Linked DNA regions of Homo sapiens: region 1 is linked to region 2. Evidence: chromatin contacts called from ENCODE Hi-C or POLR2A ChIA-PET data. All regions are on one chromosome and are shown on one strand. Each heading gives the region's core, a stretch centred on a gene start or an enhancer-like site at or near the end of the contact. The rest is flanking DNA. Distances are from core to core; before and after follow the strand shown.

The links. Hi-C counts contacts between places; a loop is a spot of excess contacts on that map. ChIA-PET counts read pairs that join two places held with the same protein, here RNA polymerase II (POLR2A). Pooled maps may share reads with other maps.
Region 1: a pooled map shows a loop between it and region 2 (2.8-fold over the local background). The contact joins two enhancer-like sites. A Hi-C loop is called at or near these places in 3 of 50 pooled maps. POLR2A ChIA-PET finds 5 or more read pairs at or near these places in 2 of 52 experiments (T-cell and WTC11).

Annotation. Positions count from the first base shown.
Region 1 is chr12:68,115,943-68,121,613 of GRCh38, forward strand. No RefSeq gene overlaps it. Among named protein-coding and RNA genes, the nearest start is that of IFNG, 41 kb to the right of the region's middle. Within about 2 kb of position 3,914, at least 2 of the 41 ENCODE cell types and tissues checked have a DNase peak (open chromatin) inside an H3K27ac peak, as active enhancers do.
Region 2 is chr12:67,353,280-67,358,841 of GRCh38, forward strand. No RefSeq gene overlaps it. Among named protein-coding and RNA genes, the nearest start is that of LINC02420, 86 kb to the right of the region's middle. Within about 2 kb of position 2,797, at least 2 of the 41 ENCODE cell types and tissues checked have a DNase peak (open chromatin) inside an H3K27ac peak, as active enhancers do.

The DNA of each region.
Region 1 (5,671 bases), core at 2,664-5,163, 760 kb after region 2:
CCAGACTGGGCAACATAGCAAGACCCAGTCTCTACCAAAAAAATTTAAACATTAGCTGGGCATGATGGCATGCGCCTCTAGTCCTAGATAGTCAGGAGAATGAGGCAAGGGGATCTCTTGAGCCCAGGAGTTCGAAATTACAGTGAACTCTGATCATTCCACTGTACTCTAGTCCAGGTGACAGAGTGAGACCATGTCTCGAAAACATAAAAGATATTTTATTGCTAAATATCGAAAATGATTATCTGAGCCTTTGGCAAGTTGTAATAGTTTTTGCTGCTGGAGGGTCTTGCCTAGATGTTGATGGCTACTAGCTGATCAGGATGGTGGTTGTGGAAGGTTGGGGTGGCTATGGCAATTTGTTGAAATAAGACAACAATGTGCTTTGCTGTATTGATTGACTCTTCCTTTCATAAAAGATTTCTCTGTGGCATGCAACACTGCTTGATAGCATATTACCCACGGTAGAACTTCTTTCAAAATTGGAGCCAATCCTCTCAAATCCTGCCACTGCTCTATCAACTAAGTTTATGTAATATTCTAAATCCTTTGCCATCATTTCAACAGTGTTCACAGCATCTTCACCAAGAGTAGATTTCATCTCAAGAAATCACCTTCTCTGTTCATCTCTAAGAAGCAACTCCTCACATACTCAAATTTTATCAGGAGGTTGCAGCAATTCACTTGCAGCTTCAGGCTCCACTTCTGCTTCTTTTGCTATTTCCACCACATGTGCAGTTACTTTCTCCACTAAAGTCTTGAATCCCTTAAAGTCATCCACGAGGGTTGGAATTAACTTCTTCCAAACTCCTATTAATGTTTATATTTTAAACTCCTCTCATGAATCATGAAAGTTCTTAATAGCAGCCAGAATTGTGAATTTTTTCCGGGTGATTCTCAGTTCACTTTTCCCAGATCTATTCATGGAATCACTATCTATGGCAGCTATAGGCTTTTAAAATTTATTTCTTAAATAATACAACCTGAAAGTTGAAATTACTCCTTGATCCATGGGCTGCAGAATAAAGCCTAACACAGAAGGCATGAGCTCTTGGGTGACTAGGTGCATTGTCAATGAGAAGTGACATTTTGAAAGAAATATTTTTTTCTGAGCTGTAGGTCTCCACAGTTGGCTTAAAATATTCAGTAAACCATGCTGTAAACAGATGTGCTGTTATCCAGGCTTTGTTGTTCCATTAACAGAGCACAGGCAGAGTAGATTTAACTGATGTTAAATTCTTAAGGACTTTAAGATTTTGGGAAGGATATATAAGCATGGGTTTCCACTTAAAGTCACAGCCACATTAGCCCCCCTAACAAGAGAGTCAATCTGTCCTTTAAAGCTTTGAAACCAGGACTTGACTTCTCCTCTCTGGCTATGAAACTCCTAGATGGCATATTCTTCCAATATAAGGCTATTTCATCTGCATTTAAAATCCATTGTTTAGTGTAGCCACCTTCAACATTGAACTTAGCTACATCTTTTGCATAACTTGCTGCAACCTCTCCATCAGTACATGCAGCTTCACCTTGCACATTTGTGTTATAGAGACAGCTTCTTTCCTTAAATTTCATGAACCGACTTCTGCTTCCTTCAAACATTTCTTCTGTAGCTTCTTCACCTCTCTTAGCCTTCACAGAATTGAAGAGATTTAGGATTTTGCTCTGGTTTAGGCTTTAGCTTAAGAGAATGTTGTGGCTGGTTTGGTCTTCTATCCAGGCTACTGAAACTTTCTTCATAGCAGCAATAAGATAGTTTTACTTTCTTGTCACTAATGTGTTCATTGATGTCACACTTTTAATTTCCTTCAAGAACTTTTCCTTTGCATTCACCACTTGGCTAACTGTTTGGTGCAAGAGGACTGGCTTTCAGACCATCTCGGCTTTGGACATGCCTTTCTCACTAAGCTTAATCATTTCTAGCTTTTGATTTAAAGTGAGAAAACATGTGACTCTTCCTTTCACTTGAACACTTACGGGACATTGTAGGGTGATTAATTGTCCTGCTTTCAATATTGTTGTGTCCCAGAGAATAGGGAGGCTCAAGAAGAGGGAGAAAAACAGGGAACACCTGGTTGGTGGAGCAGTTAGAACACACACAACATTTATCGATTAAGATCTCTGTCTTACAGGGGCACAGATCTCGGCGCCCCAAAACAATTACAATAGTGACATCAAAGATCACTGATCACAGATCACCACAACACATATAATAATAATGAAAAGGTTTGAAACATTATGAGAATTATCAAAATGTGGCACAGAGATACAAAGTGAGCATATGCTGTTGGAAAAACAGAGCCAATAGACCAGGTGGATATAAGGGGTTACCACAAACCTTCAATTAGTAAAAACCACAATATCTGCAAAACACAGGAAAGCGAAGCGCAATAAAACAAAGTATGCCTATACTTACGTGGTTGGCCTCAGTTGTATTACGGGGAATTATGGAAGGGCCTGTGCTACATACAGTTCAGACAAGCTGGAAAACAGGAGGGCAGAGGTCTATTTTCTGAGATCAAGCAGAGGGTATGAGAGTGGTCTCTGGAAGGTGGCAGGGATGATCACAGCAGCCCAGCCCCGAAGGTCATGACAGCGCAGAGGAAGACAGAGACCTGGGGAGTGGAGGAGGGAGGAACAGTGAAACCTGACACTGAGAGCTCTCAGAATACTGAGAGAGCAGTTGAGGTAGGGGGTTCCAGTTTTTAGCATTTGGGCAAGAAAAGGAGGGGAGTACACAATTTCGTAATTTAGGCAATTACAAAATAAATAAATAAATGTCTCTATTCTGTAGTCATGCTGATGAGGCCTGAGACATATGGGTCAAAGCCCTCTGTCTCTAACTGCCCCATCCCTCAGATTGCCAAGAGCAATAGGCTTCTGGAAAAAGATTCAAATGACCTTAAGATAGGGTCAACAAAAGTTGTTACAGATGATTAAATGTATGTCTGAAACACTGATTTATGCCATTGGAGTAATTAACTTACCCTCAGGTATCCCCCCTTCTTAACCATGAAGAGTTCTCAATGGCCCCAGGACCCTGACTTAGGCTATGACTTAAGGGATCCCTGGGTGTTTCCAGAAGCTAGGCCCAGCCCAGCCCAGAGTGTCCCACCCAGACCTGCCTCTTGCCTGCTGGAGAAAGAAGGGTTGTTTGACATATCCCTGAACAGAGATCAGCCACCTGAAAGAATTAAAAAGACTTAAGAATCCATCACGTGTAAAAAGATCGTCGCACCATCTTCCTACACCTAATCACAATTGAGTGCACATTTTCAGATTAAATGGACAAACGCTTGACTTCTATTTCATATATATCCATATACAAAAAAAATCAGAAAGTGGTATAGAAATTGTATTTACTGAACATTAAGCACAACCCATTTATTTCTATTTAAATAGCACCAAAACCTCAGTAACATTTAACAGGTTAACAATATAGACTTGAGTCATATTGAGTCTGACATTGAGTCAGACCTAGATTTATATCATGCTCTGCCACAGATACTCTGGTATCTTTAAGCTAATTACATATCCCCAAGCCTCAGCTGTCCCCAACTGCAAGATGGCCATGATGACAGATGAGAACAGATAACTCAGAGTGTGGCTATGAGAACTAAATGATTTAACGCCTGTAAAACATTTAGAAAAATGCCTAGCATGTGGTAAGTGCTCATTAAACATAGCTATATTTAAATATTTCTAAAATATTGCCAAATCCAGATGCTAATGACTAGGGCATCCTAAAAGACAGATTTAGAAAGGAAATTGCTGTCTATATTCTGAACAGTACAGTAACTGTGTTTTGACTTTGTCATTTGCCACTTCCATCCAGTGCTTTTCTGGTAGCATGCTGGAAAATGAACCACAGCACACTAACACCCACACCCCAGCAGCTCTCTAAATCAGTTGTTCTTAAATGAGTCAGCACACACCCAAGCATCTTGGTCACTAGTCGGATGTACACAGGCTGCAGGTTCCCAAACAGACTTCAGCTGCTGCTCTGAGTAAACATTTTCTGGCAGCACACCAAGGGGGCGGGTGGGGACACAGGTAGGCATCTTCTCGGGTCTAGGTTCAGATTTCATATTGAACTCAAAATGAGCTGATGAGTTCAAGGTCCCTGTTTCTGCTAAAAATAAGCCTACACAGCAAGGGTGTTGCACTAAACAGTTTGCCCAAGCTGCCTGGAGGAAGCATCTTCTGCCCACATTGCGCCTTGGTGTAACCAACATTCAGAGTCCCACAGTTTCATGACCACCAACTTCACACAATTAGCTGAGCTCTATGTAAAACTGTTTCTATCTGTTCCTACCTAGATTTTTCTCCTTGAGACATAACTCTTCTTTTTAAATTGTGAATGAAGATATCTGACGTGAGTGCTGGGAAAGTCATGGCAAAAGGCCTGGGTGGAAAATCAAAATGTCATCATTATATTCTTTGGGTTCATAACATCCGAGGAAATAGGTACCTTATACCTTGATCTTCTTAGAAGTGAAATAAAAATAGCCCATCTACCTCACAGGGATCACAATTTCATGGTCCTTTGTAAAACTTAAAAAAAAGGTGTTAAGTATAAAATCTCAATTAATGGAATACTCAGGCAAGAAAATACCCTGGTTTATGCATTTAAGTCTTTTTCTAGCCTTTTGTCAAAAGCTTTTCTAAAAATACAGTCACCCATTAACTAAGTACATTATGATGACAGTTTTTAGCTTTGAGGATTTGGAAGCTTGAAATCAATCAAGCACATTAAATAGTACATGTCTTTTGATTTGTGGTCAATTACTATTTCAAAATGCAATTCTTAACCTCTGGTCAGTTGCTTTCCAGTTAGGGTTTATATTTTAGCTAAGAAAGTTGTTGTTTCCCAGGAATGAAATTGAGCTCAATCTAGTTTTCCATGCACAAATTATAGTAACAGGAACACCGCCATCCCTAGTTTCTAAGGAAGAGAACCAGGCATCTTAAAAAGTAAGGTCCTAGGCAGGACTATAAAGCAAACAATGATGAAATTAGCTTTAGAATATGTTTGGAAAATTTGGCTTACACTAATAAGGTACTATTTGAAAGAGATAAATGTTAAAGGCCTGCATTAAAGGTTTTAAAAATAATCGATTATGTACATTTCAGATAGAAAGACCCTGGCTTGCCAAGGTTTAAAAAAAAGTCAGAAGATCTTAGATGACCACAAGCTGAAACTGAGCCACCAGCATATATAATATGATTGCTAAAAGCAGCACTTTCCTAGCAGTTCCACTGTAGTGCAACAGACTACCACATCTTAAAGAACATAGACAGATGAGATCTCTCTTCTTTCATTTCTTTACTCAGCCCACTGCTTTCTAAGTTCTGCCCCCACCCATCACCACCACCAACTCTGAAACTGTGACTGCCAAAGGTCACCAAGGACCACAGATTGGCAAATCAGTGGACTCATTTCTGGTCTAAGAACTTGCCATCTTTCAGCATCTGACATCGTTGACTATACACTCTTCCTTTGGCTTCTCTGATGCCACTCTCTTGGTTCCCCTAAACCCCTGGCTAGCCCTTTCCAGTCCCCTCTTATCTTCCTGACTCTCCATGTTACTGTGACTGAAGATCCAGTCCTTACCCCTCTTTGCTCACTCTCCGACACTACTTAGTGATCTTAACTGCTCCCATAACTTCA
Region 2 (5,562 bases), core at 1,547-4,046:
ACCACGTGTTAGATACAGCCTGGGGTGCTGGGGTTGCAGAGTCAAACTCTTAATCTTTTTTCAGAATGAACCTATGGCAGGTGAGAGGGGAAAACAAACCATTTTACCAGCATATGATGGGCACTGTGATGGAGTTATAAATAGGGTCTTGTAGGAGCATAAAAGCAAGGGGCTGCAGACTGCTTGGATGAGACAAGCGAAGGCAGCTCCTGAGCTGAAGTTTGAAAACAAGTAGGCATTACTCAGACTGTCAAAAGGCAGGCATTGGGCAAAAAAGCAAGAGCATATATGTAGTGTAGTGACTGAGGGTGCCTAGTGTATTTAGGGAAACCTTCAAGTAGCTCTGTATGCTGGAAGTTGAGTTTGTGTTGCAAGTGTGGAAGGTGAGAAATTTGCCTAAAATCAACTGATCAGAGGCTGGTGAACACTACAGGGAAAGGATTGGTGACAATTTAGATACATTTCTGAAACTTTTGAATTTCATAAAAGATGACCTCTCAGTGGCATTTTTTTTTTTTCAAGATGGAGTCTAGCTCTGTGGAGTGCAGTGGCGCGATCTTGGCTCACTGCAACCTCCACCTCCCAGGTTCAAGAGATTCTCCTGCCTCAGCTTCCCAAGTAGCTGGAATTACAGGCACCTGCCACCATGCCCAGCTAATTTTTGTATCTTTAGAAGAGGCGGCATTTCACTGTCTTGGCCAGGCTGGTCTCAAACTTCTGACCTTGTGATCCACCCACCTCGGCCTCCCAAAGTGCTGGGATTACAAGCTTGAGCCACTGTGCCCGGCTGACAATCAATTTTATACCGACAACTCTGTTTACTTTTGTATAATCTTACTGATAGGTTAGAACATGGCTATCTCATTGTGATGACAGATTGCAGGAGACAGTTGCTCAAATGATAGTATCGGTCTATCTTGGTCAAGTGTCTTAGCTATATGAATTTATCATTTAACACTAACAATACAAATGTTCAGCTGGTAAATAGCTCAAAGATCGACAGGAAGGTGTCTAAAACTACAGGAGTGTCCAAGCAAGCAAGGTTTCACAGTGAGGGAGGAAGTGGAATGAAAAGGGGGAGATGGCAGACTTGAAAAGAGCCCAAGAGTTTGGTTGTGGGCCAGTGAAGCATTTCAGTTTTCCGGATAGTTATGAAAACTGAAACTATGACTCCAAATGTGGGTTCAAAGGGAGGGTGGGATGCTGAAATATTGTTTTTGCTTTGTGTAGGCAGAGTTCCTGTCTCAAGAAGAGGTTTGGCAGTAACAAAGTTTAGCTATTCTGCTGGCCATCACTCCGGAAAGTGTTCCCACGAAGTGGCTGACTTAAAAAGTAAGCTTGACTAAGTATCATATCACATGAGCAGCACTGGAAAGAGGCAGAGCTGAGGGAAAGAGGGAAGCTTCTGTGTAGACGTCGACTTTACTCTTTGACCACCATACCTTGCCTTTCAGTTTGTGGGTAGCTTAGGAAACCGAAGTCAGACAACATAATTGGCTTTTGGGGGATAAGAATTGTGTCTTTCGGATGTTTCTCATAGTGCTTTACAGGATATACCCTCAAAAGAAGCTGAAAAAATTTTAAAAAGAAAGTCTGACACATTTCAATGCTGTGTTCAAGCCTTCTGTTTTCCAAAAGAGGCCATCAGGTATCACAGCAAATCACTTTTGTGGATTATAAAAGGAAGGTGACTTGCAGCTCTAAAATCTTAAATTCTCTGCTCCATGTTCTGTGTTTTATAAATAAGCATAATTGGTATTCAGAAAAGAAATCTGCAATCTCAGCCTACTTCAGGATGTTGGTGAGTTGACTAAGCTGTAAAACTCCTTAAAAGTCAGGATGTTTGGGCAGAGGAGGGCAAAATGTCTAGACAGAACAGAAGGTTTAAACTGCCCCTGGTGAAATTTAGTGGGAATTGACTTTAGCAGCTCTTCCTCCTGGGTGAATAGCTTGTGATTTGCGACTGTGAAGTGGTTGGACTGAAATGCTTTCTACTCTGAAGTTGTATGACTTTTTTTTTTCACATAGTGAATAGAGATATTGATGGAAAAGACATAACTATCAAGATAAAAGTGTGTTTTAAAATAATACTTTTAAGTATTCGACTGTATTCCTTTGTCCTTATGCAAACTAAACCTTGAGAAACAAAGACTGGTAAGATCTTGTGGAGAGAAAGTCAAATATTCCAATTCATTTGGCTTTGTTTGTGCCATATGTGTAAATAACTCCAACAAGATAGTCTGAGAAATAAGAGTTCATCTGGGAACATTCTTAGTCTTGTTATTAATGTTTTAAAATCCTTAGAACTCTTTTGCCAAATTCTGAGACTTAAAATGCAAAGATAAGGATGATTATTTTCAGAGCCAAGTGTGGAAATTATTCTTCTAGTATCTCTCTGTGTTCATGCGGTGCTATTGACTCTGGCAAAATGGGATCTCATATCTCTTTACTAATGAGAACTCAAATCTTCCCTGGGGACTGGCAACTTTAAAGGCTCATTACTCATATGTTTGATGTTATCTTTTGCTGGCAAATAACTGACGCTAGAGTCTTGAACATTTGCCTTTTAGGTTTGCTGTTTGCCCAACATTATGCTAATTCATCTGAAATGGAACTGTCAGCGGCTGCAGAATGTCTTTACCTTTCTTGAGAATTGAAGAAATTTATCTTCACTGGAAGCCTTAATACTAAGCACCCTTTTTTTTTTTTTTTTTTTTTTTTGGCGTTCTTGGTCTTTTCTTCCAGGAGGTGGCGATAGAACATCATAAATATCAAGGTACAAAATGCATGCGTTTTTGCCCCTCAAAGCCTCCCATTGTGGAGCTTATGACCAGCGTGAGTTACTATTCAAGATTTGAGCCTTGGGTGAGCTCTTTTATTGTAATATTTGACTTCCAAGTCATATCTGAAGAGAGAGCAGAAGTACTTTCAACTCCACTGATCACTTGTTTTTCCACTTAGCTTCTCATTTTCTGAGTTTGTGCTGTTGAGTGCAGGAAATGTTAAATAGGTTGGCCTTCAGTTGAAAGATACTGAGATTTACTAGCGCTGTTGTAGATTGGGCTTTTGAACCTAGAATTATTGCTTTTGGTGTAAACCAACATGACTGCCATGCTGTTTCCTAGACATATGAGGATACTACAGGCTCTATTAGAGACTAATTTTTAAAATAGCCCCTGATATTCCTCAACTCTTTATATTTAGCATTTTGTACACTATTCTCCAAGTTGGCATTTGGCAGCTTTTCCTCCTCTTAAGGCAAAGTTAAAAAAAAAAAAAAAAAAAAAAAGGGACATTTGCCAAGGAACAATTTCACCACAGGAGCTTGGCTGGGAAACGGGAATTTGGTATCTTGCTTGTGCACCTGCCAGTTGATTTCTGATTTCTGTATTAGGGGAGAGAGAAAGTTATTCTGAGGTTTATCATCAACAGCTGCCTAATCTTAATAGGTTTAGCTATCTTTTAGAGTTATCTAATTTGAAAATATCTGCTGTTTGATTACCTTTAATATTTTCCTTTTTAAAAAATTATACTTTAAGTTCTGGGGTACATGTGCACAACGTGCTGGTTTGTTACATAGGTTTACATGTGCCATGTTGGTTTGTTGCACCCATAAACTCATCATTTACATTAGGTATTTCTCTTAATGCTATCCCTCCCCTGGGCCCCTGAATATTTTCTTAAAACAAAAAGTTCCTGGTTTAGCAAGCAAAACTGGGATAGGTATGCAAAAGAGAATCCAATGGAGAGTTGAGCACAAGCAGCTAGAAGAAGAAAATGAATATACAGAGAAGGGAAGTTTGTAAAACTAAGGGTGGGAACTTTCTATAGGGCAGCACAGAATAGTTTTTTATTCACAGAAACTTTAACTATATTGCAGTACTTCGCAATTGAAAAGTGGAAAAGATAAATGCTTCATTCTAGTGCAGTAGTTTTGTAAGGGTTCTTTTTCTAATATGAAGTTTTTTTTTAACATTAATGTCTTCTAAAGTACATCTAGGTGGTCAATAAGTGCTTATTTGATTCATTCCTAATACAAATATTTTTGAGCTCCTACTGTTCACTGGATCGAAATCCTAATAAGTTTGAGTATGCATTTGCTATCTCAAGACGTTTGCTTTCTAATAGGTGGAGATAGACAGTAAGCAATTATTGGTAAGTAATGCTTTCTAAAACATGTAGGTTTTTCAGATTTTGGTAATCACAGCATGAAAGAAAGTCATCAAGGCCAGTTCTATGCAAGGCTGCAAAGCTAGGAAAGTATCAAAACAGCAGATCTCTGGCTTTAAATTCTAGCTTATGATTCATTAACAGTGTGCCCGTGAGCAAATTGCTTAACCTCTCTCAACTTCAGTTTTTTCATGTAAAATGGTAATAATAGTACTTATTGGTGAGTCTGTTATGGGGATTTAATGAAATAATGTAAGAAAAGCATTCAGCATGGCACTCACTTGAGACTCAATAAGTGGTAGCTACTGTGATCATTTCTGCTTGTCTTGCTTCAGCTGGTTTCCTTCCACTGCCAAGGGCTTGGTTCCTTGTGCTTGCTTGTTGCTGCCATTCTAGAGGAACACTCCTCCTGCCTCTTCAACAATACATGCACGCTGTGATGCTTCCTTTAGGTCTGCCGTCTCCAGGGGAATGGGGTTCTATTTCTAGAACTTACTTCAGGCTCCTGATCTCTGCCTGATCCAGTTAGATAACTGAATAGACTAGCCTGTGCCAAAGAGGTCAGCGCTAACCTTCACCCTTTGTTATTTTTGAGACAGAGTCTCGCTCTGTTGCCTAGGCTGGAGTGCAATGGCACGATCTTGGCTCACTGCAAGCTCTGCCTCCAGGGTTCAGGTCATTCTTCTGCCTCAGCTTCCCAAGTAGCTGGGACTACAGGTGCTCGCCACCACGCCTGGCTAATTTTTGTATTTTTAGTAAGAAAGGGGTTTCACCGTGTTAGCCAGGATGGTCTTGATCTCCTGACCTTGTGATCAGCCCGCCTCGGCCTCCCAAAGTGCTGGGATTACAGGCATGAGCCACCGTGCCCGGCCACCTTCATCTTTTACCTTGTTGAAAGAGGGCTGCTGAGACAGCCTGTCAGTGTGCACCATCCTGCATTCTGGCTTTTCTTTCTGAGGAGCGCTGCCTGTGGTCCTTTAACAGTTGCATTTCTGCTTCCAATGGCCGGACAGCCCAGGTATTCATCAAAAAGTGCTTATGAAGGGACTCTTCATTTCTAAATGTTGGGTGGACAGTGGTGGACAAAACAGACACTGGTGTCGCATTGAGCTTGGAGAAAAATGGAGACATAGACATTACACAGACAGACACACAGGGAAAAATATTTACAAATTTGGTAAGTACCACAAAGGAGGTGGTATGAGGAAGAACTAGGAGTCTGATTTAGATCAAGAAAGTGTATTAATTTTCTAGGGCTGCTGTAACAAAGTGCCACAAGCTGGGTGACTTTAACATCAGAAATTTATTGTCTCACAGCTGTGAAGAGTAGACATCTGAGATCAAGATTTTGGCAGGATTAGTTCCTTCTGAGGTCTGTGAGGAAGAATCTGT